Linked DNA regions of Homo sapiens: regions 1 and 3 are each linked to region 2. A link is a loop called in an ENCODE intact Hi-C map of the cell type or tissue named here. Cell type or tissue: gastrocnemius medialis. All regions are shown on one strand. Each heading gives the region's core, and the rest is flanking DNA. Links, peaks and the distances in the headings are about the cores only.

The links. Hi-C counts contacts between places; a loop is a spot of excess contacts. Peaks named below come from ENCODE experiments on the same cell type or tissue, not always from the same donor. Only the 100,000 strongest peaks of a DNase experiment are listed, where the experiment ranks them.
Region 1: a loop joins it to region 2, with 2.5 times the contacts of the local background. A loop is called at or near these places in 2 of 110 quality-filtered maps.
Region 3: a loop joins it to region 2, with 4 times the contacts of the local background. A loop is called at or near these places in 4 of 110 quality-filtered maps.

The regions. Positions count from the first base shown.
Region 1 is chr17:65,356,321-65,366,496 of GRCh38, forward strand. No RefSeq gene overlaps it. Among named protein-coding and RNA genes, the nearest start is that of LINC02563, 96 kb to the right of the region's middle. RefSeq lists an enhancer at 6,232-7,431. In gastrocnemius medialis, for the core only: no CTCF peak of the experiment used is centred there; a DNase peak (open chromatin) is centred at 6,151; H3K27ac peaks cover 656 bases.
Region 2 is chr17:65,289,910-65,300,085 of GRCh38, forward strand. No RefSeq gene overlaps it. Among named protein-coding and RNA genes, the nearest start is that of RGS9, 160 kb to the left of the region's middle. In gastrocnemius medialis, for the core only: a CTCF peak has its summit at 4,455 (motif pointing right); a DNase peak (open chromatin) is centred at 4,501.
Region 3 is chr17:65,416,790-65,426,965 of GRCh38, forward strand. No RefSeq gene overlaps it. Among named protein-coding and RNA genes, the nearest start is that of LINC02563, 36 kb to the right of the region's middle. In gastrocnemius medialis, for the core only: no CTCF peak of the experiment used is centred there; no DNase peak of the experiment used is centred there; H3K27ac peaks cover 563 bases.

The DNA of each region.
Region 1 (10,176 bases), core at 3,240-8,239, 67 kb after region 2:
AGAGTCATAGTCGATTCTAAGGAAACTCACTCCATAAGATTTTTTCCTCTTTTTATTCCCCCAGGTGGCCTCTGATCTTGGAAGGAAGAGTGCTCAGACAGTGTCCTGCTGCTAGAAGAAGGGTCTCGTCTGGGGGCTGTGTCTGTCCACGCCAGATTCCCTGTTGATGGATGCTCCAGTCTGGCCCCCAGGAGAGGCTCACACCACACCTGCTTCACTGGAGGGATCTCCACTGCTCTCTCCCTACCTCCCAGGTCTCCTGAGCCTCCCTTCTAGCTACTGCAGCGGTCCTTTTATTCACAACAGCAGAGGCGTGTGAGGTTGGCTCTCCCTCAAGCTCTCCTCTAGGACCATGGGACACCCAGTGGCACTGCCTCATGTCCTCTCTGGCCCTGGCAGACCTTGTGGCTGGCTCTATTGTTTCCACACCATGGAGACCGAGAGCTCCTCAGTGGCAGCCACTTCCCAGCCAGGGACCCAGGGGCACAGTTCCACTGTGTTGGTGGATTTCCAGACATTTCCAAGGGAGGGTTCTTTTGCCACCTTCTCGCTCTTGCAGCTTGCTGGGAGTGAGAGCAGCACGTGAGTAGGGGTCTGTGTAGGGTTCACATCCACCAGCCCCTGACTCTCTGACTCCTCCTATTCCTCTGTCCAGACAGTGCATGCCCCAGGCTGGTGGGGAAAAACTCCTCAGCAAGGAAGTTGGTCTCCTGGACTCTGGTTTTTTAATACATAAATGCGAAAATATTTTGATGCCTTTGTTCTCTGCATTTGTGGTCACAACTCTCCCTCAGGGCAACAAGAGGTAGGAAGAAAACGTGAAGAAGAAAGAAATCGACATTTGTCCCTATTATGTGATATCATCCTGCCACCTGTGTGTGGCTGTGGCTGTTGGGGGGAAGATCTGGAAGGAAGCCCAGTGACCCACTCTTGGGGGTTATTATAAGAACAGAAGTGAGCTGGAGCAAGGTGCAGGCAGGGAGAGAGAGAGAGACTTCATTTTTTATCTTATATGTTAGGTTGGTGCTAAAGTAATTGCGGCTTTGCAATTACTTTTAATGGCAAAACCGCAATTGCTTTTCACCAATCTAATACTTCTGCAATGTCTGAAATGTTTGAAATGTTTACAGTAAGTCTATAATCACACATTCTTGCAGTAATTTTGAAATTACAGTTTTTTTGTTTTAAAAGGAAACAAAATTGATAGTACTCAGAGGCTTCTGTGGCTGAATGCAGAAGCACAGGTTAAACTTAGAGGTGGAGGCTCTGAAGGGCATTTTGGAAATATTAATATTTCTCAACAGAGAAATGGATGTTTTCATTCCCATCAGCGTAGTAGTCCCCTTTTTGGAAATTTGTCGTAAGAACTGATCAAAGATGCATAATTAATATACAAAATTTTCATAGTAACATTTATAATGGCCAAAAATTAGGTGCAATAATAGGGAATTCGGGTGAGCTGTGGTGTAACCATGTTATGAGCTACTACATGGTCATTAAAATGGTGATATGGGCCAGACACTGTGGTTCATGCCTGTAATCCCAGCACTTTGGGAGGCCAGGGCGGGTAGTTCACTTGAGGTCAGCAGTTCTGGGTATCCAGCCTGGGCATCACAGAGAAATCCCATCTCTACTAAAAATACAAAAATTCACCGGATGTGGTGGTCAGTGCATGTAGTCCCAGCTACTCAGGAGGCTAAGGCATGAGCATCACTTCAACCTGGGAAGTGGAGGTTGCAGTGAGCCAAGATGGTGCCACTGCACTCCAGCCTGGGCAACAGAGTGAGACTCTGTCTCAAAAAAACAAACACACACAAAAGAGAATAAAATGGTGATATGGAAGAAATGTTAAGTGAATAAAGTAGGGTGCAAATTGCATATGATTCAGATTGATTGATGGGTGGATTAATAGATGAATGCATAAATAGATAGGTGTGTATCAGTCAGCATTCTCCAGAGAAACAGAACCAATAGGAAATATATGTATGTATGTACATATAAAGGAATTGATATTGCAGTCTTGCAGCAGAATTTCTTCTTTTCTGGGAAACCTCAGTTATGTTCTTAAGGCCTTTCAACTGTTTGGATAAAGGCTGTATTAGTCCATTCTTGCATTGCTATAAAGAAATACCTGAGACTGGGTAATTTGTAAAGACAAGAGGTTTAATTGGCTCACAGTTCTGCCGGCTGTACAGGAAGCATGATGCTGGCCATCTGCTTGGCTTCTGGGGAGGCCTCAGAAACTTACAATCATGATGGAAGGTGATGGGGAAACAGGCTCATCCAAGGCCACAGCAGGAGGAAGAGAATGAAGGAGGCTGGGAGTAGGGTGGCACACACTTTTAAACCACCAGATCTCATGAGAACTCTTATCATGAAACAGCACTAGGAGGATGGTGTTAAAACATTGGAAACTGCCCCCATGATCCAATTACCCCCCATCAGGCCCCACCTTCAACACTGGGAATTACAATTCGACATGAGATTTAGGTGGAGACACAGATCCAAACCATGTCAGGGGCCAGCCAGATTATGGAGGAGAATCTTTTCTATCCAAAGTCAACTGATTGCTGATGTTAACCACAGCTGCAAAATACCTTCCCTGCAACATCCAGATCAGTGTTTGATTCAATAATTGGATACTACAGTGTCTTAAAATGCAGGTTTTATTATTATTCAGGTATGGTATTCAGATCAGGAGGCGACTGCCATTGAACCAATGGTTATGCTCACACATCTCATGAGGAGGGGTGCACCATGCCACAGTGGGGACCATGGGAAGGCACACATGGGAGCACCAGGATCTGTCAGGAAGCAGAGAGAGTGAGGGGAAAATGCAGACAAGAGACTTTTTTGTGGTTTCTGCAGGAAGGAATGGGTGAGTCAGGGTAGGCAGGCTTAGGATTGACTCACCTAAATAATTTCACTGGGCTCTGGGGCATGGGGGCTGTCCCTAGTTGCTGACAGCTGGCTCTGGAGTGACTGGAGAAGGGCAGTAGTAAGTAGCCCTGAGTGTAAGAGCCCAGTTTTATTCGTCCATTGTCACGCTGCTGTGGAGAAATACCAGAGACTGGGTAATTTATAAAGAAGAGGTTTAATTGATTCACTGTTCTGGATGGTTGGGGAGACCTCGAGAAACTTACAATCATGGCGGAAGGCACCTCTTCACAAGGTGACAGGAGAATGAGCTGAGCAAAGGGGGAAAAACCTCTTATAAAATCATCACCCCCATGATTCAATTACCTCCCACCAGGTCCCTCCCATAACACATGGGGATTATGGGAACTACAATTGAAGATGAGATTTGGGTGGGAACACAGCCCAACCATATTATCAATAAAGGAGGTGCTTGGGGTGTGGGCTCTAGATTCGTTGGTTTGCCTGTGCAAGGCACTCTAAGTGAATCTCTTGCTATCTCTAGAAATTGACTAAACTTGGAAGAGCCCGTGCCTCCAGGGTTAGCAAGTCCTCAAGATGTTAAAGCATTAGAGTAAAGAAAAGGCGTGATTAATTAAACTAAGCATGATAATAGGCAATTAGAAAAATGACTAGAAAGCGTAAACAGAATTGTTAACAATGGTTATCTCTCAGTGAGCAGTGAGATTGTGTTGTGGAGTATTTTCTTTTCTTTTCTGTCATTTCTACATTTTTTGTATAATCATGAATTGCTTTTCTGATGGGCATGGAGGAGGAACTAGAATAAATCATCATTTTTGGTGTTCAGAGGGACAAAACCATTAAATAGCTAAGCAGCTGCCCTCTAGAGTTCTGCTCCTGTCTGGGCTGGTGGCAGGTGACACAGGTAACACTATGTCCCTGTCCAGCCCTCACTGTCTTCTCTGTCCCCAAGGGCCAGGCTGACCCAAGGATAGCAATACCTTCTCCTTCCTTGCCCGGGCACTCTGAGAAAAAGGGACTCCCTTAGAGGACACTGGGGTGTTTCTTCTGAGGAGCCTGTAAGGAAACCTGGGCTTTCGCAGGGCTGTGTGTAAGCGCGACTGTGTGAGTGCCTGTACATGAGTGTGTGAGTGTGTACAGCTGTGTAGGTATGTGTATATGAGTGTGTGACCAGACATCACAGTGTGTAAGTGTGTGTCAGAAAATATGTATATGTATGAGTGCACACGTGTGTGTGCATTTGTTAGTATGTGTGTACATGAGTGTGTGTGCATACATGTATGTAAGTGGGAGTGACTATGTGTGTGGGTGTTTTGGGGTCAGCAGGCAGGGGGAGAAGGGTGGAAGGCAGGAGGAGGCACAGACACCTGCACTCCAGTGTCCTGGATGAACTACGGTCACAGAACCCAAGAGCCACGGAAGGAGACCAGTCTCAGCGCCCTGCTCTGTCCAGGTTATACCCATGAATTTTCAGGTGCATAACCCCCAGCCAGGAGGTCTGCATGGCTGGCCAAAGAGGCAGGTCTCCACTGTCACTGAGGCCCTCATTACTTCTCAACCAGGAGAGAGGGACCAGCCCCCTCAGGGGACATTTGGAACTGTAGGGGGACATTTCTTGATTGTCACATGTCTAGGGAGGACTCTGATTTAGTAGAAAGAGGCCAAGAATGCTAAATGCCCCTCATAGTGCAATGGGCCTGTGGCAGCTAGGGGGGCTTGGTGGCAGCTGGGGGCTTCGTGCCTGCTGTCTTCCCAGAGCCCTCACTCTATGCTTGCTGGGCCCTGCCTCTGGGGAATGTCAATTAAATGCAAAACAAGACACTGGTGCGAAAACAGTCTCCAGTGAACCTACCCAGCGCCACGAGCATTGCCAAGGTGCAAACAAAAGCACCTGAGGCAATCACACACCAGGAGAGTCCGCGCGTGCCAAATTCCCACCCCTCCCAGCCCCACCCACGTACATCTTCCTGGACCCAGACTGAGTTGACATGAAACAGATGAAACAGGCGGTGGGAGGAGGAGGAAAACAAGGTCTGTCTTTCAAAAGGGACGTCCTTCCCCTCTGCGATGAGAAGGCCTTTCTTCCGGGGAGTCACCCCCAAAGTGCTAAGCCTTCTCTGAGCGGGAGCTGGCCCCCAGTCACACATTATCTTTGAAGCTGACCTCCCGGTGCTGGGGCTGCGAGGGCTTCATGGGATGTCCCAGACCCTTGGTGGGAAAGTATTTGAAGTGTCTGGTGAGGCTGAGCTTCTGAGCAGCTGAAAGTTCTGCATCAGACACTCAGGCAGGAGGCTGGTGTGGACTCCTCAGGTGGGGAAAGGCAGGGGATGGAGAAAGGCGCTGAGCCTTGTCTGAAGTTGAACAGGAGCCAAAATGAACAAGGGGCCAGTGGGCCCTTCGAGGTCCTTGTCCCCTCCCTGCTAGGTTGTCAACCCTGGCAGCTGATCCCCCAGATGCTGGGGAGGCCCCGGGCCCCAGGAGCTTCTGATTCTGACGCTCCTGAAGTCAAAGATGGGGACGTGCCCCCCAGGCCCCCTATCCCTGACAAAAGCAGCCAGAGACACCCACTGAAGGGATTCTCACCCTGTGGGCCCCTCCCCTGGCCCCCCTGTCCTCCAGGGCCCTGCCACTCAGGGTGTGGGCCAGGAACCAGCTTTATCAGCTCCATCTGGGTGCTGGGAAGAAAGGCAGCACCTGGAGCCCCACCCCAGACCTGCAGAATTGGAATGGACATCTTAACAAGATCCCCCCACCAGAATTCAGGTGCACGTGGAAGTTTGAGAAGCACCGCTCCACTGGAGTAAATAAACCCTTTGCCTCTCTCTGGGAAGAAGATATAATCCCTGTCTGGAATAAAAATGCAGTAGAGAGGAAAGTAACCCAACGCAGCATTAACTGGCACAGGACAAGCTTTCTATTCTGCAAAAATGCCTCAATCCTGGTAACTGCTGGTGAGAGTTACTTTATTTTGTTTTATTTTATTTATTTTATTTTATTTTTGAGACAGAGTGTCACTCTGTCGCCCAGGCTGGAGTGCAGTGGCATGATCCCGGCTCACTGTAACCTCCAACTCCCGGGTTCAAGTGATTCTCCTGCCTCAGCCTCCCAAGTAGCTGGGATTACAGACACACACCACCATGCCCGGCTAATTTTTGGACTTTTAATAGAGACAGGGTTTCACCATGTTGGCAGGGCTGGTCTCAAACATTTGACCTCAAGTGATCTGCCCATCTCAGATTCCCAAAGTACTGGGACTACAGGCATGAGCCACCACAGCCAGCCAAGAGTTCTAATATGACGAGTGTTTCCATTTTGGAGACAAAGAAATTCATCTGGGCTTGTGTAGAGGGAGGTTATGAGATTTAATGAAGCCACACACCCCCGACAAACAGATACAGGACTGGGACTCAGGTCTCCTGGAAGGTCAGCAGGCCAACTTTCCACCACCCTGGTGACCATTTATCAGCCACCCCAGTGGAAGGATGCTGGATAGGATGGAGAGTCAGGAAACCTCAAATTGGTCTCAGTTTGGTCCAGGCTTGGCTGGATAACCTTGATCAGGTCAATTAACCTCTCTGGGGGTGGGACCACATGACCTAGAAGAATAATTTCTGCCCTGAAATTATGTGCCTCTTTCCTCTCCAGAGGAGTTCACTAGAGAATATTTCCTTTGTATATTTCAAAAGGTGATTCAACATATCAAAATGCTGTTTACATCCACCCATTACATAAAACATGGCACTTGGATGTCCCTGGAGGTCAACAGGGAAGGAGAGTTAGACTCAGGTTTCATGTGTCACTAACAGGGAGGTGACTGTTGCTCAGTGCTCAAAGCAAGGTCAGGAGGAAGTCTGTCTCAGAAGAAAAGGATGCTTCCCAGGTAACCACAGGTCTCAGTGAATGCCCGCTGGCCATTAACTACAAAATAAACATTCCACGTTGGAGGGAAGCCTCCCCTTGCTCACCTCTCCTCTCCCTCCTGTTTTTGTTGCTTTTGTCCCTGTGACTTTTAAAAAAAATTTAATGAATAAACTTTATTCCTTTTTTTTTTCAGGGTCTGGCTCTGTCACCCAGGCTGGAGTGCAATGGTGCGATCATAGCTCACTGCAACATCTGCCTCTTGGGCTTAGACGATCCTCCCACCTTGGCCTCCTGAGTAGCTGGGACTATGGGTGCGTGCCACCACGCCTGGCTAATTTTTCTATTCTTAGCAGAGATGAGGTTTCACCATATTCCCCAGGCTGGTCTTGAACTTCTGAACTCAAGCAATCCTCCCTCCTTGGGCTTCCAAAGTGCTGAGATTACAGGCGTGAACCACCTCGTCCAGTCAGACTTTATCCTTTTTTTTTCTTTTCATTTTAATCCAAATCCTGCACAAGACTTTCTTCTTTAGAGTGGTTTTAGATTTACAAAAAATAAGTGAAAATAACAGAGTTTCCATATTACACCACCACCAAATTTCTCCTATTATTAACATCTTGTTAATAACTCATTAGTGTGGTAGATTTGGTACAATTGATAAGACAATACTGATACACTATTGTTAACTAAAGTCTATAGCTTCCATGAGGGTTTCCTTTTTGTGTTGTATATTTCATGAGTTTTGACAAACATACGATGATATGTATCCATGACAATATCATAGAGAAGAGTCTTACTGCCTTAAAAATGCCCTGTGCTCCACCTATTCACCCTCCTCCCTCTCCCCCACCACCCCGGCAACCACTCACCTTTTTATTGCCCCTATAGTTTTGCCTTTTTCCAGATGTCATACAGTTGGATTTTTACAGTACATGGCCTTTTCCGATTGGCTTCTTTCACTTAGCAATATGCATTTCAGTTCTTTCCACATCCTTTTGTGGCTTGTTAGCTCATTTCTTTTTAGTACTGACCCTTTCATCTTTTGATATGGGGCTGAAGGTTCTGCAGGTTGGGCCAGGATCTTCATGGGAGACCCTCCAGTGTCTGGCAGTGCAGTCTCAGAACAGCTGCACACAGCAGAGCCTGCCTCCATCAGCTGAGATGTGCCAACATGTGAGGGACAGAAACAGAAGAAACGGGCCCAGGCTGTTGCTAAAGCCCAAACAAAATGGGTAGAAAGAGCTCCAGGGAGAGCTTTTGAGATAGGTTCTTGGCATCCTCCCTGCAAGTGATGCAGAAGCCATCACCTGAATAGAGGATGATGACTTGTGACAAGGGGACCCCTCAGCACCTCCATGGTCCGTCCTGCTCCCTTCCCCCTAACTGGGGAAAGAGAATTCTGGGAGGAGAAAACCCAACTTCCAACCCACATTAAATCACTGTCATCAGGGTCTGAGCTCACCCGCCCATGAGCCATAACAGCTGCCCAGAAACTGGCCGGGAAAAGAGCAGATTGGCTGTCTCCCAGCCCCTCCTCTGGTAGGTGGTTTTCCAGAGGAACCAGACAGTGTCCTGAACACCCCCCAGCATAGGCAGAGTCAGCTTGATCTCATCTGTCTAACTCCCTCCCGGGCCAGGACAAAAGTGTCACTCTGTGCCTGACACCGAGGCCTGATTTGCTCTCACCCCTGCTGTCCCCGTCAATGACTCCCAACTTTCGAGGCCTCATTCCTACCTTTAGTCTTTGGCTGCCATTATTTATCACTGCAAAGTGAACAGAGGAACATGATTTTCACTCAAGGACACCACCTTTCAGGAGGAACTTATCCAAAGTTTTGCAAAACTTGGGCAGAATCAAGGTCTCACCTCCTTCATCTTGGTGGACTCGAGAAGGTCTGGGCTCAAAGAATTTCTGCACAATCAACCAAAGGTGGGGTATAGAGGCAGGAGGAAAACAGAAGACACAGACTGCCCCCAAAAGAAGAAAAGGTCCTTTAAACACCATCTGATAGCTCCTCCGCACAGGGTTTGGTGGAGCTGTTTTTAAAGTCTACATTTAACAATCTGGTGTACCCCAGGCCTGTGTATCTCAGTCTTAATGCCTCTGAAGCAAAAACTACAAAGGTCTCTGATGTTTCTTCTTTCAGACTTTTTTTTTTCCACGATATGAACTTTTTTTAAGGCTCCCGCTTCCCGGTGAACTCGCCTCCATCTCTTTCTCTTGCTGAAGCTGCAGATGTACATTGTGGTAGTGTGAAAAAAGCTAATTAAACTGCAGCGGCTCGGCGGGAGGCACGGAAGGCCCCGCGGAGCACATGGGATGATTGATTTGCACTGTCACACGGCTCTGCTGGGTGTCATAACTTAGTGACAAATCAAGGATTACAGTGGCCCAGAGTAACTCTCTTCCTTTGTTGTTCCATAGACATCAAAGCAGCCAAGGATATTAGTGTTTTTAATAAGTAGCTAAGTCAGGAGTAGCTTACAGTTTGAAATTACTCTATGTACAATTGAAGGTGTTGGGGGAACAGGGGTAAGGAAAACAACAGCTCAAGTGTTATTAGTTAGATTTAAAAAAATTTAATAAAATAAAACAAAACAAAATAAAATGCAGCCCATGCACCAGGAGCAAGTTCTTTGTAGGGGTTGTTGGAGATTTTTGCATTATTTGTGTAAGCCACGTGGAGGCCTGCTGTGGTGAGGCATACCCTCTGGAAATTAGGTTTTCTAGGGACAGGAAAAAAATGACTATCAAAGCCACAGGTCTGGGGGGCTTCATAAGCAAATGGCTTCATCTTAATCAGCACAGAAGGAAGCTGGGAGGGTCACAGTGATGTGTTTGAGGACGAATATCCTGTTCCCCAACAATTAGGATCATAAAATGATTGGGGCAACTCACCTTATCTTGAAAGTACACAGATCCCTGAAGACAGCTGCAGCCAAGGTTTGTTTTTCTTGGGATATTTACCTTCCACCACAGAAGAGAGGCCTGAAAATCAGAGCAAGGTGGGAATCTGAAATTCATTCCTGCCTACTATGCAATTATCATCACTGTGTTGCTAATGGTTTCTCCCTGGATGGGCTCGAGTCGCTCTGGAAGATGCTGCTGGGGCCAGGGCCGTGATGAGATGTTGGAATGGATGGCCACCTCGCTCAGTGGGTGCCCATTTCTCCTTAGTGATTTTAAGCTCGGTTAGCCCTGGACATGGAGAAATACCACCATAATCCCAAGATGCACCCTGAGATGCACACGTTTCCATCGACTGTGGCGCAACCCAGCCCTCTTGGACCCTACCCAGTTGGGAGAGGAGCAAAGGTGACTCAGGACAAGTCTGTCAACCTCCCTGGGCCTCGGTTTCTTCATTCTGCATAATTGGAGATCATCCCTTCTTCCTCACTCACTAGGTTATGAAAATC
Region 2 (10,176 bases), core at 2,309-7,308:
AATTTGTTAACATTCCTACTACAACCCTCTGAGCTAGGAATTATTATCCCATTTCACAAATAGGGAAACTGAGGCATGGAGCTGTTAAGTAACTTGTCTAAGGTAATACAGTTAACAAGTAGAAAAGCCTGGGTTCTAATCCAGGAAGGCTGGCTCCAGAGTGAGTGCTCATAATCACCATGCTATATACATACTTTGCTTCATCTCTTATTTTTTGATGATGGATTGTTTTTAATTGGATTCACCTGTTAACATCAACTGAACTGGTTCTACTGAAAAGTTTGCTGTTTACAGTAGGAGTTTATCTTGATTTCCTGCACAGATGTCATGCAACCAGCAATGATCTTTCTGCCCTTATCTGCACAGAGGCCTAGCCCAACCCCCTGATTAGCGCATAACTTTGCACTACAATAAACACTCTGAGGAAGGGAAGGAAGGAACAAAGGAAGGAAAGGTTGTCCTTATAAAAAGACCAGGGCCCCTGTCTTAAAAGAAGAAACCCTGGGTAGAAATTCAGTAGCATTTTCAATTTCTGGTTAAGGCCCAGCCCTCAAGTTGACAGTGAAAGCCTTCTTCTAGTACATGCACGGCCATCAGTTGCTCTACTTCTTTGTGGCTTCTAAACATGGGCATTGCCAAGAAGAAAACTAGGAAGGTCTGCTGTGATGATGAGGCATGATCCCCTGGTTTCTGGGAGTGAAGCTGCCAGGTACAGTTGCATAGGTTGTATACCGCACAACTGTAGCGGGTACTGTTCACATCGTTTTCATTGAACACTTGCCCTGCATGGGAACTACACTGTGTGGCAATTGCAATGCTGAGGTTTGGGTGGGGTGGAGTGAGAGTAATTGCAGGACTAAAATCATTACAAACACAATCTGTCTTATCAGGGTGTAGTCCGTGCCATATCACAAAGCACCAGGAAGTTCTGACACTGGCGCCTGGAAACTTGCCCTGTCTGAGGCGAGACCTGGGTTCCAGTGGGAGTGTCTGAGTGGCATCTCCCTGACCACACGGCATGGGGCACTCGCTTCCTCTAGCATTATGTGGAGCTCTGACTTGCCTCTATGGACATTTGGGGCCAGATCATCCTTTGTTGTAGGGGTCTGTCCTGTGCATTGTAGGATGTTCAGCAGCATCCCTGCTCCCTACCCCCAAGATGCCAGTAGCACCCCTCATCCCAAGTTGTGCAACCAAAACTGTCCCTAAACATTGCCAAATGTCCTTGAGAGGAGCCAAATCACCTGGGTTTGAGAAACAACACTGTAGAGGTTAGCTCAGTGTTCTCTCATACAGTCACCACTAGCCACATGTGACTTTTTTTTTTTTTTTTTTTGAGACAGAGTCTCACTCTGTCCTCCAGGTTGGAATGCAGTGGTGAGATCTCGGCTCACTGCAACCACCATCTCCCAGGTTTAAGCGATTCTCCTGCCTCAGCCTCCTGAATAGCTGGGATTACAGGTGCCCACCACCATGCCTGGTTAATTTTTGTATTTTCAATAGAGACAGGGTTTCACCATGTTTCACCATGTTGGCCAGGCTGGTCTCGAGCTCCTGACTTCGGCTGATCCGCCCATCTCCCAAAGTGCTGGGATTACAGGCATGAACCACCACTCCCGGCCCACATGCAACTTTGGAGCACTTGAAACGTGTCTGGTCCAAACTGAGATGTACTCTAAGTGTAAATTATACACCAGATTTCAAAGAGTTAGTGCACAAAAATGTAAAAGATCTCAATAATAATCTTTAAACATTGATTACACGTCAAAAAGAATATTCAGGATACATTGTGCTAATTAAAATATGTTACTTCAACTGTTTCTTTTTAAAACTTTTTAAAATGTGGCTCCAAGAAGGCTAAATATTACATGCATTCCTTGCATTAGATCTCTACTGGGCAGTGCTGATTTAGCTCTCCTCCACTTGTATTAGTCCTTTAGGCAACATTGTGAAGTCAGTTTCCTGGGGCTGCCTCTCTCTTACCCTAGCCTTTCCCCTCCCCAATTCCTAGAGAAACTTCTGCTGCATCTTGGCACTCTAAGTTGAGATTTTTTCATTTTATTTACTTATTTATTTTTTTGAGACAGTGTTTCACTCTTGTCACCCAGGCTGGAGTGCAGTGGCACAATCTTGGCTCACTACAACCTCCGCCTCCCAGGTTCAAGCAATTCTCCTGCCTCAGCCTCCCGAGTAGCTGGAATTACAGGCGTGTACCAACAAGCCTGGCTACTTTTCATATTTTTACTAGAGACGGGGTTTCGCCGTGTTGGTGAGGCTGGTCTGGAACTCCTGATCTCAAGTGATTCAACCATCTGGGTCTCCCAAAGTGTTGGGATTGCAGGCGTGAGCCACTGTGCCCAGCCCCTAAATTGAGATTTTTACTGATCATCCTCAGATGATCTTTAAAAAGATGGTCTTTGGAAAGATGGTCTTTGAAATTTCACCCCATCAAAAGCACTAAGGAGGAAGGATTCAATCAGCCTGCTCCTCCACACTAACTGGTCACACCCCTGTCCCATGGGCATCTGCATTTTGTGCCACCCGGTCACGCGGTCCTGTTGTTTTTGCCACCCTGGTACCGCTCCATCAGTTTCTCAACCACTGTTCCTGACTCTCATCTTTTCTGCAAACTACCAGACGCATTGCTCTAATCCTATTCACCCCTCTTTAACAATTTTCGATGGCTCTCTCGTGACACCCGGAGGAGGAAGCCCTGACTCATTCGCTGGAGCTTCAAAGCCCATTGCAAACTGGCCACAATCCCCCTTCAGGAGGCCATCATCATCACGGGCTTTACTTCCTGTTCCAACCAAATGGGTACACTTCCTTGCACTGTTCGCCTCTTCCTCACTTGGCATCCTGCCCTCCTTATTTCTGCCCATCAAAACCTATTTACCTGTTAGGACCCTTTTAAATCCCTCTTCTTCCCAGAAGCCTTCAGGGTTTCCATGGTGACCTTTCTTATCTTTAGGACATGTCGGCACCAATTAATTGGGAACGTTCATCCAATTGTCTTGAGGACACTCTGGTATCAAACTGATCTTAATAGACTGTATCACTCCTTAGCTTTGCATCTTTGTTCAGTTAATTTTTTTAAAGAGATAAGGTCTCAATCTGTTGCCCAGGCTGGAGCGCAGTGGAGTGATCAGGGTGCACTGTTGTTGAATTCCTGGGCTCAAGCAATCCTCCCTCCTTAGCCTTCCAAGTAGCGGGGACTGTAGGTGTGAGCAACCATGCCCAGCTATTTTAAAAATGTTTCTGTAGAGATGGGGTCTCACTGTGTTGTCCAGGCCGGCCTCAAACTCCTGGGCTCAAGTGATCCTCCCATTTCAGCCTCTCAAAGCTCTGGGATTGCAGGCCTGAGCCACCATGCCTGGCTAATGTTTTTCATTTCTTTAGCTCTTCTTCACTCTTCAAATGTCTGAAAGACTTCTGTGTGTTTTAGATCTTCTGTAAACACTGCTTATTAAGTTTGTAAAGTACTTGCCTTATGTGAATATACTCACTGGAATAACTAGAGAGCGTATTTTAAAGTGAGGGATCATCCTCCCACATTGGAGAGAGATGGTGATCTATTTAAGCTTCTTGCTATTCCCTAAAACCTCCACACTGTACATGCCACATCTGTGGATTCAGAAATATTTCTTAGTTAGTTTAATGGGGAATGCGGCCCCCATTCAGAAGAACAAATCCAATGGGAGTTGGTTCTGGTAGAGACAGCTGTCCACCACAACTATGCATGGCCGGGCCCAGCCCAAATGTCCTTCCCTCCGCTGATAGGGGTCTTGCTGGCCATGGTGGCCCCCAGTCTTTGGCAGCACATCTGAGGAACAATCTCCTTTGCTGTCTTTTAGGTTAGTGATTTCCTACGAAGCGGCTGTCCCCTCTTCTGCATCCAACTTGTCGCTCATTATTTGAACCGGCAAATGATGGCAATTAACCAGAATGGGGGCCTCATTTCTCTGCATCAAGTGGTGCCAGCCTTGGATGAGGAGTTGTAAACCTGATTCAAAGGGAGGGAGGAGAGACAGCGTGCCCAGGAGGGTGGGCCTTCCAGAATCACACGCCCCACATCAAATAACAAATCAACCTGCCCTAAGCGGTTATTTCTCTCTATTTGCATTACAGAAAAGCCACCCTCCGTTTATTTGGCTGTGAATGGCCCTGCCTCCAGCCTTCCTGGCAACTTTGCCAAGCTGGGATCAGCCTCGTGCAGGGGGCTGGTGCTTTGCCGTCAAAATTACCCCTTCCCTTTTGCTTCTGTGTTCAGGGCAGGACAGGAGGAAGACGAAGGTCCTCCCAGGCCTTTTTTAGGGACCCGTCCAGCTTGGCCTAAAAGCAGCGAAGAACCCACAGGAAACTCTACCAAATGGTTCTGCTCACCAGGCTCTCGGTGGAATGGGGGCCCTGAGCCACGTTCCTGGGTTTCCAGGGGCCTGTGCTCAGAGCAGCCAGTAGGTGTCTCCATCACACACTATTCGAGGACTCGCACCAGAGCAGACGTAGATAAGGCCTTCAGCTCTTACCCAGGTTGCTCAGGGAGGCTCTGGGGGTTCCTCAGGCACTGTCTTCTTGGGAGGAAGCAGGAGAGGGCATTTTAGGGATTGGGAGAGGAGCGAAGACTAGGCAGGCAGGACCAAGTGTGAAGGGATGGAGGGAAGGGCAAGTGCAGGTTTGCACAGTGGAAGAGGAGCTGGAAGGTGGAGCAATTCCCGCTGGGGAAAGGTGGGGAGAAGTGGGGAGGGAGGAAAAGGCTGAGGGCAGGCAGGATTTACAGAGGAGTTCAGTACACAGCCCCTGGAGGAAGGGCTGGGGCTGGGTTTGCACTGAAGTTCTAGCTCTTACTGGCTGTGGGGCTTTAGGAAAGTGATTCAACCTCTCTGCTGCCACTCACTCATCTATAATTGAAGACCCTACTACCACATAGAGGTGTTGGGCTATTTAAGTGAGAGTCCACATGAATAGTGCCTGCCGCCTAGTAAGCACTCAGTACATCTGAGTTATTTCTTATTAATTCGACAAGATGTTCAGGAGAAGCTGGTGCAAACTTGCGTGGCTCCTGCCCCACTTGCCCGCTCCTCACCCCCCCTTAAAGAAGCAAGAGGAGGCTGGGTGCGGTGGCTCATGCCTGTAATCCCAGCACTTTGGGAGGCTGAAGCGGGCACATCACTTGAGGTCAGGAGTTCAAGACTAGCCTGGCCAACATGGTGAAAGCCCGTCTCTACTAAAAATACAAAAATTAGCTGGGCTTGGTGGCAGGCACCTGTAATCCCAGCTACTCAGGAGGCTGAGGCAGGAAAACCTCTTGAACCTGGGAAGCGGAGGTTGCAGTGAGCCGAGTTCATGCCACTTCACTCCAGCCTGGGAAACAGAGCGAGACTCTGTCTCAGAAAAAAAAAAAAAAAAAAAAAGCAGCAGCTGGAAAACTTGGAAGCCAGATCTATTCAAACCAGCAGGACCTGTGGTGATGTTACTCAAGGGGTCCCTAAGGGACTGGCACAAGTCAGGGTGGAGCTATTATTTTAGTGGCATCATAGATGACAAGGGGATCCCCAATGATGGAAAGCAGCAAATGACTGCTCAGCTTTGAAGAAGGAAATGAGAGCAGACCAGCCTGTTAGCCAATGGCCAGCAGGCTTAGCCTTCTTTGAGAAGATGCTAGAATTGAACACCAACTATCTAAGGGACACAGGGGTGATGTAGCTTAGGGACAAAGAGCAGGAGCTCTGCTATAGTAAAGGCCTCAGCTCTTTGTCCCTAAGCTAAATAAATACTAAGGCTATAACTGGTTATGTGGCTGTAGGGCAAGTGACTTCAACCACTACAGTGCCTACTACCCCCCATGAGGGTGTTGTAAGGATCCAATGAGTTAGTATGTGTGAAGGGCTAAATAAATGAGGACTATTACTGTGAGACAGGAGGGAATAACCAAATGATGTTGTAAAGACCACACTGTCCCAGCCAAATCATTTACATTCATTTTTGCTTAAGGAGAAAACGTGGAAGGTTGGGGCTACAAGGGGAATCTGATCACTTTGCTGAACCAAAACCCAGAAAAAAGAAAATTATCAAGGTCATAAGCTCATTAAGAGCGAAGGAGGGACCGGGTCTCCTGAGTTTAAATACTTTAAGAAATTACTATTACTCTTCATCCTGATGTCAAGATATAATCTATGACAGTATTTCCCCAAATGTTTCTTAAAGGAATAGTCATAGGTTCTTCTAGAAACAGGATCTTATGGATTATTACATTTGGGGAATGCTGAATTAGAAAAAAATTTACATAGATTTTTTTAAATTGTAGGACTTCTCAGAGCCTTTTTTTAAATTTTTTTATTTTATTTTATTTTTTTTAGAGGAGTCTTGCTCTGTTGCCCAGGTTGGAGTACAGTGACACGATCTCGGCTCACTGCAACCTCCATCTCCCAAGTCAAGTGATCTCTGGCTCATTTTTGTATTTTTAGTAGAGACAGGGTTTTACCATGTTGGCCAGGCTGGTCTCGAACTCTTGACCTCAAGTGATCTGCCCACCTCGGACTCCCAAAGTGCTAGGGTTACAGGCGTGAGCCACCACACTCGGCCTTCTCAGAGTCTTTAATATGTCTAAACACATTGTGACTTTAAAAATTAATAGATTTTTAAGTTGCAGGACTTCTCAGAGCATTTAATATGTCTACACACATTGTGACTTTCCTAGACACCAGTATAGGGAAAAGCATTTCTCAAAGGAATAAACCATGCTACTCTTGTTTTCCTGGAATATCTCATGGAGCTAGTATTCATGGAATATAGTTGGGATTACCAATACAATTGTTCCTCAGTATCCATAGGGAATAGGTTCCAGGTCTTCCCATGGATACTAAAATATGTGGATGCTCAAGTCACTTATATAAAATGATGTAGTATTTGCATGTAACCTACACACATTCTCCCATATACTTTAAATCATCTCTAGCGGCACGATCTCGGCTCACTGCAACCTTCGCCTCCAGGGTTTAAGAGATTCTCCTGCCTCAGCCTCCTGAGTAGCTGGGATTACAGACGTGCGCCACCACACCTGACTAATTTTTATATTTTTAGTGGAGATGGGGTTTTACCATGTTGGTCAGGCTGGTGTCAAACTCCTGACCTCGTGATCTGCCTGCCTCGGCCTCCCAAAGTACTAGGATTACAGGCGTGAGCCACTGCACCTGGTGTATTATTTTAAAAAATTGTTTTATTATTGTATTGTTATTTTGAATTTTTAAAAGACATTTTCAGTCTGTGGTTGGTTGAATCTAAGGATGCAGAACCTTAAGAATCAATCTAAAAGTTCTTATTACATATAAGAACTTTTGATTTCAGAATGTCTTTATGGCAGTCAAGTGTGAATAACTAGCTCTGGGATCATGCTATATTATCAGGTCTGCAAATAAGCATGTCACAGTACAATCTATGCCACTTAATCTATACTGATGAATGTATATATTTAACAAGAAGGATCCATACCAAATGACAGCATTAGTGTCTTCGTGGTAGGATTACAAATTGTTTTTGTTTCCTTCTTATGCTTATCTGTACTTTGTGAATGTTCTACAATGAACATATGTGTCTAGAGCCCAAAAGAAAGCTGGGTCTTTATTGCATAATCAGTGATGAGGCATCTACTTGAAAGAAAGCCACTCCTCTGGGGATTAACTGTTGGGACCTATCTTACTAATGACTTAACAACAAAAGGATGGGGCTGTGTTCATCAGATATTCACATGATACTAAATGTGGTGGGGTGGCTCACGCTCAGAGAGCCAAGAATAAAATTCAAAACAACCATGACAAATTGAAAACATGGCCCTACAAAAACAAGATGAAATTCAATAGTGCAATTATAAGGTGATATATTTAGGGCTAAAAACAGCCACCATATGTTTAGAATGAAGGCAGGACCAGCTTCCAGTTGGTCAGCAACTACCAGGTGAACCCCTACCAGGTAACCGACCTCGAGATAAGGCTTGGTGCCAGGCATAGGTTTAGGAAAAAAAGACCTGGTAAGGATCAAAGTCCATGGACCAGGGACACATGAGCAAGATCGTCCCCAGGATCCCATTGTCTGAATACAGAATCCTAACAAAGTGGTCTGGCATGAGCTACAACTTCTGGTTTGCATAATGGAAGGATCTCTGAAATCAGAACAACCTTCCCATTCCAGGACTGCCATCGTGTGACCTCACCACATCAGGATGTCATCTGCCCCCTGCCAGGCTAGGGGAACACTTTGGTGTCACGTCCATGTGTTAGAGGCACTCTGGAGTCCGCAGTGGGAAGCAGAAAAGTTAGAAGTTCTGTGACATTTTACTGTTTTATGGGGACAATCAAATAGAATATTTGAAATCTGAGCCATCTCTGAAGAACTCGTTTTGGAAAATCCAGGGCATCTGGTCGCAGTCAACAGAGCGCCTTGCCTTCTTCAAAGCTCCCTGGATTCCGCACACATAAAAGGCCCATGACATGCTGTGGCCCCCAAGTCATCCCCCTTCTCAAGTCTCACATCAGTCAGCCCCTTATTAGACTGCTGAGTCGAGTCTGTGTCACTCCCTCCTAAAAGGGCTTGGAGAGGCTGGAGGATGTCCAGGCAGGAGACACAAAAATGATCAAAGAGCTGGAAACTGGGCCCTGTAAAGAAAGGTTAAAGGAATTGGAAGTGGTTTGCCTGGAAAAAGCGAGGGAGAGTCTGAAGCACCCAAATTCAGAGATGAACCACACAAACCTCACGTTAGCCTCGGTTTTCCTGCCACTTGCAGCTTTCATTTGCAGGGTCAAATGGAAGCAATAACCAATCGTTCACTTTGATCGTGAACTTATGATGCTCCCAGCTTTCTCAGTACTTGGCGTGGTTATCTCATTTCATTGTCATGACCGTCCTATGACTGTCCCTGCCTTTCAGATGAAGAAGCGGAGGCCCAGAAGAGAAGTTATGTAACTAGCTTGAGTTCATTCCACTAGGGAGTGATGGGTGCAGGCTACAGACTCTAGGCTAGGGACACTAGGGAGTGATGGGTGCAGGCTAGGGTGCACACTAGGGAGTGATGGGTGCAGAAGATGCTTCAGACTACATCTCCAACAGCAAGTGTTTTTATGGGTGTCCTTTTTTTTTTTTTTTTTTAGACAGGATCTTAGAGTTTCATTCTGTCACCAAAGCTGGAGTGTAGTGACGATCATGGCTCACTGCAGTCTTGAACTCCTGGGCTCAAGCAATCCTCCCACCTAGGCCTCCCAAGCAGCTGAGAACACAGGTGCTTGCCACCACACTTGGCTAATTTTTTAAAATTTATTTTTTGTAGAGTTGGAGTCTTGCTATGTTGGCCAGGCTAATCTCGAACTTCTGACTTCAAGCCATCCTCCTACTTCAGCCTCCCAAAGTGCTGGGATTACAGGCATGAGCTGCCATGCCCAGCCTACAAGTACCCTTTAAAAATGTAGCCTCATGTCATACAGTACAGCATGAAATTTGCAGGTGATTGTTAACAACAAAAACTCCTTAAATGACTGAAGGCATTGAGCTGTCACCAGGTTTGGGTTCAGCAATGTGCCCTATACAATGTAATATCATCACTCCCCCTGTTACCTCAGGTGTTGTGGGCTCAATTGTGTGTCTCCTCCCCCCACCCCCAAATTTTTGTGTTGAAGTCCTAACCTCCAGTACTTCAAGTTGTGACTGCATTTGGAGATACAGTCACTGAAGAGGTAATTAAGTTAAAATGAGGTCATTAGAGCAGGTCCTAATTTACTATGACTGATGTCTTTATAAGAAAAGGAGGTTGGGACACAGATACCCTCAGAGTAAAGATCATATGAAAGCAGAGGGAGGCAGCCAGGCGCAGTGGCTCACGCCTGTAATCCCAGCACTTTGGGAGGCCTTGGCGGGTAGATCACTTGAGGTCAGGAGTTTGAGATCAGCCTGGCCAACATGGCGAAACCCCATCTCTACTAAAAATACAAAAATTAGCCAGGCATTGGTGGCTCATGCCTGTAGTCCCAGCTACTCGAGAGGCTGAGGCTGGAGAATTGCTTGAGCCTGGGAAGTGGAGGTTGCAGTAAGCCAAGATCATGCCACTGCACTCCAGCCTGGGTGACAGAGCAAGACCCTGTCTCAAAAAAAAAAAAAAAAAAAGAAAAGACAGGGAGAAGACAGCTGGCTGAG
Region 3 (10,176 bases), core at 3,219-8,218, 130 kb after region 2:
TGTAGAGCGTGCATCTTCAAATTACCCTGCCCAAAGAGCAAGGGAGCAGGGCATTTATCTGCCCATCCCAGTCAGTAGTTATTGGTTTAGGGTAGAGTTCCCTTATAGTAACAGCGATTCCAAAGCAGTCAAAGGCCTCACTCCTCACCCCCCGCAGAAGGAGAGTACAGCTCTCTCCCAGCTTTCCACACCAAGACTGAGAGCCACTCTGACGCATTGATGAATTGTACACCCAATCAATGCTGAACTAACTGTATGGCAAGGGAGGGGACAGGATGTGCTGATTGGCTTAGTGCATAGTAGTGCTGTCTTTCCCCAACCACTACATGGCTTTCCAGCACGGACTGAGGACTTTAGAAAAGGGGAAGGGAAAAGAGGATACAGGCATCTACTACACAATAATTAAGTAATGGTCTGGACTACTTAACAAACACTAGATTATTAAACTCAAAGGCACCAGAGGTCTCCTGTGTGGTCATAGACCAAAATGCTCCAGTGTCAGGCAATAATGCAAATGGTCAAAGTGGGCCAGCAGGAGGCTGCTGTGTTCTGTAGGTGCTCACACCCAGGCAGAATAACTAGACCCTGCACTTAGCCCTGGCCAATGGCTGCCACGTGAGAATGTGGGCCCAGGGGTGCCAGATTCTCTGATATTTCAAGAGTAGCCAGAAATCTGGATTTTTTAAATGAAATCTCCCCATCTGAAATGTTGGAAATGAATTCAAAATGTTTTGGATACTTCATGGGCCAAATGACACACATCTGTGAGCCAGACGCAATCTTGGATTGCCAGTTTGCAGCCTCTGATGCAGATCCACCCCTTAATTTTACAGAAGGGAAAACGGAACGGTTCCAGAGACACTCAGTGACTTACCCAAAGTCACGCAGCTGGTCAGTGGCAGAGCTGGGACTAGAACCGTTGTCTCGCCATTGTGGTTTGTTATAATTGCTGATCAACTGTGCTTAGGAAAGATCCACTCAGTGCCCAAACTAAGGATGGCAAACTAGAACCCCTGGGGCCAATTCTGGCTGGCAGTCTGTTTTTGTAAATAAAGTTTTATTGGAACACTGCCACACACATTTGTTTACATATTATCCATGGCTGTTTTCCCAATACAACAGTGGGATTGAGTCACTGGAACAGAGATCACATGGCCCACAAATCTTGAAAATACTTACTGTCAGACCCTGAACAGAAAAAGCTTGCCAATCCTTGTTCTAGATTCTTGATATTTTTAGATGTCGTAATTTTTGTTTCAGCTACTCATGAGATGTCTCAATGGTCTGAGGATATTATTTAATAACCCAACTGAATGCTACTTGCAATGTGGCAGGTCTGGGTTGCAGGTCCCAGGAAGGAACAGTGATTGAGCCAGGCAGCTGAAGCTTATCCTATGCAAGTTATTCCCATGAGATGATGAAAAGAAAACCACTGCTATCACCACCACCATCAACGATGGCAACAACAGAAAAACTTCTCTCAATAACCCTGAAAGAAAAAAAGAATTAAGAGGCTGGAGTGCAACGGTGTGGGACCTCGGCTCACCGCAACCTCCGCCTCCCAGGTTCAAGTGATTCTCCTGTCTCAGCCTCCCATATAAAGTCTCTTATAAGTAAATAGAAATTTTAGATAAATAGTAGAATTTGGTCATGGCAGTGAACAGCAAAGACACGCGTACGCACACCCCTCTGGAAACAAGAAAATGTGATTTGTGAAGCAATTTCAGAGACTGCTCCAAGCTGCATAAAAATTATGTGCAGCCAATGAACGAGACAGCATTGATGTGGATGAAAAAGTTGCTAAACCAAGTGAGACTCAGCCAGGACTCCCACCTCTTGCAGGAAACATGATCTCAGGAAGGGCTTCTGTCAGGGGCACTTCATCCCCCTGGCTTCAGGCTTCCACCAGGGTGGTGTCCAAGCCTTTCTCCCCACCCACCTCTGCCCTGCTCCTGGGAGCAGGGCTTGCTGGTCTGATTGGTGAGGTTGGCAGGAGAAACCGGGCATACTCAGCTCAGTCCCTCCTGGGCTCACGTTGGCCACAGAGTGGCAGTGCATTCTCAATGCTTCTCTGACACATGGAAGGCTCTCGCCCTGGCAGAGGGGGCCTTTGCCTCTGCCAGGGTCTGGGTGGGTAGGAACATCTAGCTCAGGGATGAAATATTAGAAAGCCCATTGGGGCCATATGCCTAAGCCATGCCTCCAATCCAGCTTCAATCACTATCTCCAGCCATCTGACTCCTGTCTTGATTTGGAACTTGGAAAAAAGGAAAGAGGTGTTATTTATTAGACACGACTGTTTATAAGGTAGCAGTGTTACTATTTCACAGTGCATTTTGTAGGGGAATTATCTTCTACGGCTGAAGTCACAGACTTGGAGATTTTTATGCTCCCCACTCAAATGCCAAGGGCCCTATTGCTGATCTAGAAGCTATCAATGCAGGATAAGAAGCCCAGCCCACAAGATGTTTATCATCTATCCAATAGTTAGTAGATGGTCAATAAGTTAGTTGATGATCAGTTAGTAGATAATCAATAAGTGTTGTTTAATATATTAAATAAAGTATTGAATAAAATATCAGAAAATAATTTGGAACATCATAGAGTACAGGTTTATATATATACATATAATCTCAAATCAAATAGATATTTATCAGGCATTTTCTGTCTGTGATTTAAACCCTGATATAGCTACTGATACACGCTTTCTTTCATCAAATAAGTATGTAAATAAAAGTTCTTTGGGAGGAAAGGAACAGCTTCTCGGGTCTCATCAACCAAGAAGTAAAATCACGTTGCTTCAAAGGACAGGCATGTAGATAAACAACTAGAAAATAAAAAATACTTTAAAAAATCTATATGCTCCTGGCCAGGCACAGTGGCTCACGCCTGTAATCCCAGCACTTTGGGAGGCTGAGGCGAGTGGATCACAAGGTCAGGAGTTCGAGACCAGCCTGGCCAATACGGTGAAACCCTGTCCCTACTAAAAATACAAAAATTTGCCAGGCGTGGTGGCGGGCACCTGTAGTCCCAGCTACTCTGGAGGCTGAGGCAGGAGAATCGCTTGAACCCGGGAAGCAGAGTTTGCGGTGAGACAAGATCATGCCACTGCACTCCAGCCTGGGCAACAGAGCGAGACTCCATCTCAAAAAAAAAATTTTTTTTCAAAAAATCTACATGCTCCTTTGACATCATGCTCTCCCCTGTAACCAAAGGGTCATTCTTCACTTGGAGTCAATTCATTAAAGCTCTCAGAATCCACCAGAATGCATGGGAACTGAAGTGAACATTGTTCAAAGAGCTATTCCTTCTGGTCTTTCATTCTAAGACTCACTAGAACCAAACAGAGTTAGAAGGCTAATTTGGAAGCATGTGTGTATGTGTGGGTATTTATTTCATCAACATTATCTATATAATACACACACACACATATACACATAAATAGCATTTTCATTCTAACTTTTCTGAGCACAAATCAACTGACGGCCAGTGACCGGGACCTTTCTGGGTGGCCTAATAGAAGTGAGATGTGTTATGAAGATACGTAAATGAGCAGCTAATTGCAGGTATATGAGCTACTTTATCTGGAGAACAAATTAGCAATTTGGATCAAGTGCTCTCAAATTCAAAGACTTGGATGCTGTAGTAGGAACCTAGGGCTCTATGCTACAGGAAGAATCAGGATGCAGAAAAAGATGTACTTTTTTAAAAAAAATCAGAAAAAGATACAAGACTGTTGGTTGCTGCTTTATTTATAATAGAGAAAAAAGGTATTGATCTGAATGTCCAACAAGGAGACAACAAGTAATTGCAGGTTTTGCCACTGAAAGTAATGGCAAAAACCGCAATTACTTTTGCACCAACCTAATAGCCAATCAATTGCAATTTGTTTGCATGGGGAGAGGGAGGGGCAGGTGTCATGATGCCTGACCAGAAGGACAGTGTGGCAGAGTGGTTGAGCATGTGACCTCTTAATCAGATTGCTGGTGACCCCTCATGATGTTAACCTAAGGAAGTTAGCTTTTTGTGTTTGGTTTTCCTCATCTGCAAATTGGGGATAATGTTGGTAACTAACCTCATAAGGTTTGGTGAGGATTAATTCACTTAGTACCAGCAGTCCTTAGAACAGTCCCTGGCATGTGATAAGTGATCAGCCATCATTGGCCATTTTATGAAAAATGGGACATTTTGTAGTCACTGGACAGCATGTTTTAGAAAAATCTCTAGTAATACAGGGAATCTCTGTAAGAGCATTCATAAACATTGAGGTCTAACATAAGTACATAAATCTTAAGCTTACAGTCACTGAGTCTGGACACATAGGTAGTCCTATGTAATCTCCACTGCACACCCACCCAAGAGCTAACCACTATTCTGACTTTATCATCATACATTTATTTTGCATATTCTTGAATATCATGTAAATGGACTCAAACTGTCTGGAGACTTGTGTTTGGCTTCTTCTGCTCAACTTCATATCTGTGAGATTCATGCATGTTGTTATGTGTAGCGGAAGTTGATTTTTTAGTGCTGTATAGTATTTCATTGTATGAATGTATCACGTTTTTAAATCTTTTCTACTGCTGCTGGGCATTGGGTTACTTCTGATTTTTGGTTATTATGAATAAAGCTGCTATGAACATTTTTGTACATTCTTTGGTGAACATAAGCACTTGGGTATTACTAGGGAATAAGTTGTGCCCCCTCATTCATATGTTGAAGTCTTTTTTTTTTTTTTTTTGAGACAGAGTCTCGCTCTGTTGCCCAGCCTGGAGTGTAGTGGTGGGATCTCAGCTCACCACAACCTCCACCTCATGGGTTCAAGCGATTCTCATGCCTCAGCCTCCTGAGTAGCTGGGATTACAGGCGCACACCACCGTGCCTGGCTAATTTTTGTATTTTTAGTAGACTTGGCCAGGCTGGTCTCAAACTCCATACCTCAGAGATCAGCCCACCTCAGCCTCCCAAAGTGCTGGGATTACAGGCAGGAACCACTGCGCCTGGCCCCATATGTTGAAGTCTTAACCCCTAGTACCTCAGAATGTGACCATATTTGAAGACAGAGACTTTACAGAAGTAATTAAGTTAAAAATGAGGTGATTGGGGTCAGCCCTAATCCAATATGACTGATATCTTAATAAGAAGAGGTAATTTGAATACACACACGTATAGAAAGAAGTCCATGCAAACATACAGGTAGAGGCGGCCATCCACAAACCAAGGAGAGAGGCGAGGAAGAGATCCTTCCCTCACATCCCTCAGGAGGAACCAGCCCTGACACCTTAATTTTGGACTTCTAGTCCAGAACCATACAGAAGTAAGCTTCTGTTGTTTTAAGTTACCCAGTCTGGGCTGGGTGTGGTGGCTCATGCCTGTAATCCCAGCACTTTGGGAGGCAGAGGAGGGTGGATCACGAGGTCAGGAGTTTGAGAACAGCCTGACCAACATGGTAAAACCCCGTTTCTACCAAAAATACAAAAATTAGCTGGGTGTGGTGGTGCGTGCCTGTAATCCCAGCTACTTGGGAGGCTGAGGCAGGAGAATCGCTTGAACCCAGGAGGCAGAGGTTGCAGTGAGCCAAGATCACACCATTGCACTCCAGCCTGGGGAACAGAGCAAGACTCCGTCTCAAAAAAAAAAAAAAAAAGTTACCCTGTCTGTAGTACTTTGTTACGGCAGTCCTAGCAAACAAATATAGGCATACACCTAAGAATAGAGTTGCTGAGTCATAGAGTATTTATATCAATCATATAATCATAAGCTCTGATAGATACCACTGAACAGCACACAAGTTAAATTTAAAAATCAGGGGAAATTATACATGCTTTATGTTTCCAATTGTATGTGTGTACATAGATATAAATATAGACACATATATATCCAGATAGAAATATAGACAAATAGATATAAGATAGAAGGAAATTTATCTGAAAGTTAACTATAGACTTTTTTTGTCTTTTTAAAAATAACTAACATGGCTCACTTATGTCATATAGAAATGTAATAGTTACTACAATTTTAATAGTGGTCATTCTGGGCGATGTGATTATCAGTGTTTTGTAGTTAGTATTACACCAGTTTCTGTATTTTCAGATTTTTCTACAGGGGACATAAGTTCCTTTTATAACCAGAGGAGGGAACTGTTCCTAATAAAGAAAAGAGAAAAGGCTGAAAGAAAATATAGTAATGTGTTACTGGCATTGACCTCTGGGTTGTGAAACTTGGGATTATTGTTGCCTGTCCTTCATTTTAATTATCTGCATTTTCCATGTACTATAATGACCATATGTTACTGTTATCATGGGGGTGGAGAGAAGAAACGTTCTTCTAGAAAATCAGCAGGAAAAAAACTACAAATCTACAATAAACTACAAATAGAAATCGTGGTAATATATTTCAACAATTGTTGACATACGACAACAATTGTATGATGCACTATTATATTATTTACTAGTAAGAAGAAAAACACTTTTAATTGAACTATAACCCTTCATCAGTTATAAGATGCATACTGATTTCAGAGATGTTCAATTGTAGGGAAAAAATGCATCTCACCACTGAAAACATTCAGTGAGTAGCATCACACACACTATATAAGAAGCAACGTGATTTCAGAGTCCCGGAGCCTAAGCAGTCCTCACCATACCTAGAAGCAGAAAAGATGGAGGGCTGGGAGGGTCAAAACAGAGCCCAGCGGAAGATTGCAGCTGGAGGAGCTGGAATCCTGGCTCTGACCACCACTCCCTGGTGGCCAAGAGGGGAAGGAGTCACCCACTTGCTGCGTGGTTCCCTCCCTGGAGGACACCCACTGACTGGGCAGGGAACTGTGACGTTTAATTGGCTAATGTCTGGAGAACACTTTGAAGATGAAAAGTACCAGGTGGGTATCATCACCATACACTTCTTAAGATGATGCATGAGAATAATCATAAAGTTCTCCCCAACTGGGCCTTTCATCCACGGATTTCAAAGCATTTAGCAAACCTTAATTAACTCTCACAGCACCTCTATGAAGTAAGCATTAATAGCCTCTTACATTAGAGGGACAGAAAGAGGAGGTGAGTGACTTGGCCAGGCCCTCAGAGAGTTAGAGACCAGGTGGACAATACGCGTTCATCAGGCAGGCATGCATTCAGTGTCTCCTCTGTGGCAGGTCTCATGCCAAGCTCTGGGGAAACCCCAGGGGGTGCCAGAGCTGGTCAGTGCCAGCTCGCAATCTCCAGCTGTCAAATTTTCAAGAATTTTGCAAACCAGTTATGAAACAAAGCCATTCTTCAAAGTTAAATTACATAAATGTATAATTAAATAAATTGTATTGGAAACACAGGTAATGAAAGCTCAAAATGTATCACTCCAAATTATTTTACAACTTTCTACTGTTATCTGCACACTTGGGGTTATTCACCTGTGGAATATCTGCGGGGTGGAAATAGTGCAGAAAGCTGTGCTGCTGTGCACTCCTTCCCAGATCCCTGTTCAGTGACGTCCCAGTGGTCCCTTGAAATTGACCACGGTGAGAGTGTTTACACCATGGAAATTGGCAGATGCTACAGACCAGGGCTTGACTTACTGTCCTCTGGACTTCCAGACTTTAAAAAGTGATGGAGAAAATGTTAAAAATGCAGGTTAATATTAAAAGCATGTCATTTCTATAGCCATTACATTGTGAATGGCACACACAAAAGATTGAGGAAAGACTTCCATGCTTCAAAAGCCATTATCCAATTCAGCAAAGAAATCACTCACAACGTCCTAGACAAATGAGTGACGTTCCTACATACATCCTCGTTGTTTCACTTCCATCTTACTCCAGAGCAAGGAAGATATCCCACCAGTCTCCATCAAGAGAGCCAAAAGCCAAGCATGGTCCCTCACCCAGCAGAGAGGCCCAAGATCTGGGACCTGGACAGTAGATGTGTCTGCCCAGTCCAGTTTCCCATCCTGCCACCCCCTAGCCCCCACCACCGTGTGACTATCATAGAAACAACCATTTTATATAACAAAACCCTGCTGCCTTCCTGGCCACATTTGATTGGTCAAAGGCAGGCTCCTGGTCTCTTCCTGAGAAATGTGGGACTGGCACTGAGAAAGACAGCCAGGCCTTCTGGTAGCTGAAGCTGTAAAATATCAATCTACGAAGCTGCAGTAGCCAGGTCACATGGAATCCACCTTACCGATAAAGCCAATCAGGGGAGAGCAGAAAGAAGGCAGCCACAGCAGAAAGATTCAGGGGAGAGACACGATACAGTTTGGCTGTGTCCCTACTCAAATCTCACCTTGAATTGTAATAATCCCCATGTGCCAAGGGCAGGGCCAGGTAGAGATAATTGAACCATGGTGTGTGTGTGTTGTGGGGGGTTTTCCCCCATACTGTTCTCGTGGGAGTGAATAAGGCTCACAGGATCTGATGGTTTTATAAATGGGGGTTCCCCTGCACAAGCTCTGTTGCCTGCTGCCATGTAAGACGTGACTTTGCCCCTCATTTGCGTTCTGCCATGATTGTGAGGCCTCCCCAGCCATGTGTAACTGTAAGTCTATTAAACCTCTTTCCTTAATAAATTACTCAGTCTCAGGTATGTCTTTATTAGCAGCAAGAAAATGAACTAATATAAGATATCTTGGCAATGTGTTGGTCCCTAGATTCCAGGTGGCCCTGAACTCAGTGCTTTCCTGACCTTCTTGCTACTTGGAGTTCAACTCTTCTTTGGATTCTACATTATGCCCCAGTGATATGGTTTGGCTGTGTTCTCACCCAAATTGTATCTTGAACTGTATCTCCCATAATACCCACATGTTGTGAGAGGGACCTGGTGAAAGATAATTCAATCATGGCGGCGGTTTCCCCCATACTATTCTCATGGTAGTGAATAAATCTCACGAGATCTAATGGTTTTATAAGGGGAAACCCCTTTCACTTGGTTCCTATCCTCTCTTGCCTGCCACCATGTAAGACGTGCCTTTCATCTTTTGTCATGATTGTGAGGCCTCCTCAGCCCCGTGGAATTGTGAGTCCATTGAACCCCTTTTTCTTTATAAATTACCCAGTCTTACATATGTCTTTATCAGCAGTGTGAAAACGGACTAATACACCCAGTATTTTTCCAGCAAGTTCCCCTCTTTTGCTAAGCTAGCTGGGTTTCAGAAACTTCAATTAGAATTGTCCTAACTATTATAACTACCAAGGATGCTAAGTTGATTCTTTCAAAAATCTTCACTGGGCTTCTCTCCAAGTTCTTGGTGTGGTATAAAGAAATGGTGGGCATCCAATCCCTGAACACTGAAGTTGACCACCTAGATATACAGCAGGGGGATATACGCATCCCAAAGACAGACAATTGGATAAAACCCAAGTACAAACAAAAAACAATAAAGGTAATTTCACACAACATGAGAATTAGAAGTGAACTTTAAGGCCACCAAATCCAGCGTCTATCTGACATATGAAATGGCTCTAAATTTCGACTTCCTGAAGGATTTCAATCTATTTTCAGTGCGTTCTCATGACAAAAATATTCGTCTAGGTTGAACCAAAATCTGCTTCCCTGTAACTTTGAACCACTGGTCTTAATTATATGCCCTGGAGCTATACAAAATAGATCAAAGATTTCCTTCACGTGATAGCCCTTTAAATATTTAAAGTCAAAATACTATTATTACTATTCCCATTTATTGAGTAATTACTACATGCCAGCACATGGTTATCACGTTTAATCTTCATCACATGCTGAGAGGTAGATGGCATCTGGAGCCTTATTTTACAAATGAGGATACTGAGACAGAGCTGGGGGTGGGAAGGGAAGGGACTAAGATCTGATCATTATCATATGTCACCACCTTCCAGCGAGGCATTCTGAAGAGTTCAAGAATTGGACCTTCCAGGTTGTTCTGAACTTACATATGTCACAATGGGAGGATGGAACATATTTAATAGTTTGTGGGCTTGATTTGTTCCTTTCAATTGTTTAGCTATGTGGTGCATTGGCCTCTATTTGTACTCCCATCCTGAGCCCCATAAATGTTAGGGGTGAGCCTGGTGGGACATCTTCAGAGGGGCTATCTCTTGGTGAACAACAGCTACACATTCCTCTCCATCTCAGCCTCCTACTGCTTACTCTTTAGAGTTCTAGTCTCCTATTTCCCACAAAGGGGGTTTTGCCTCTTATTCACATTTCCATT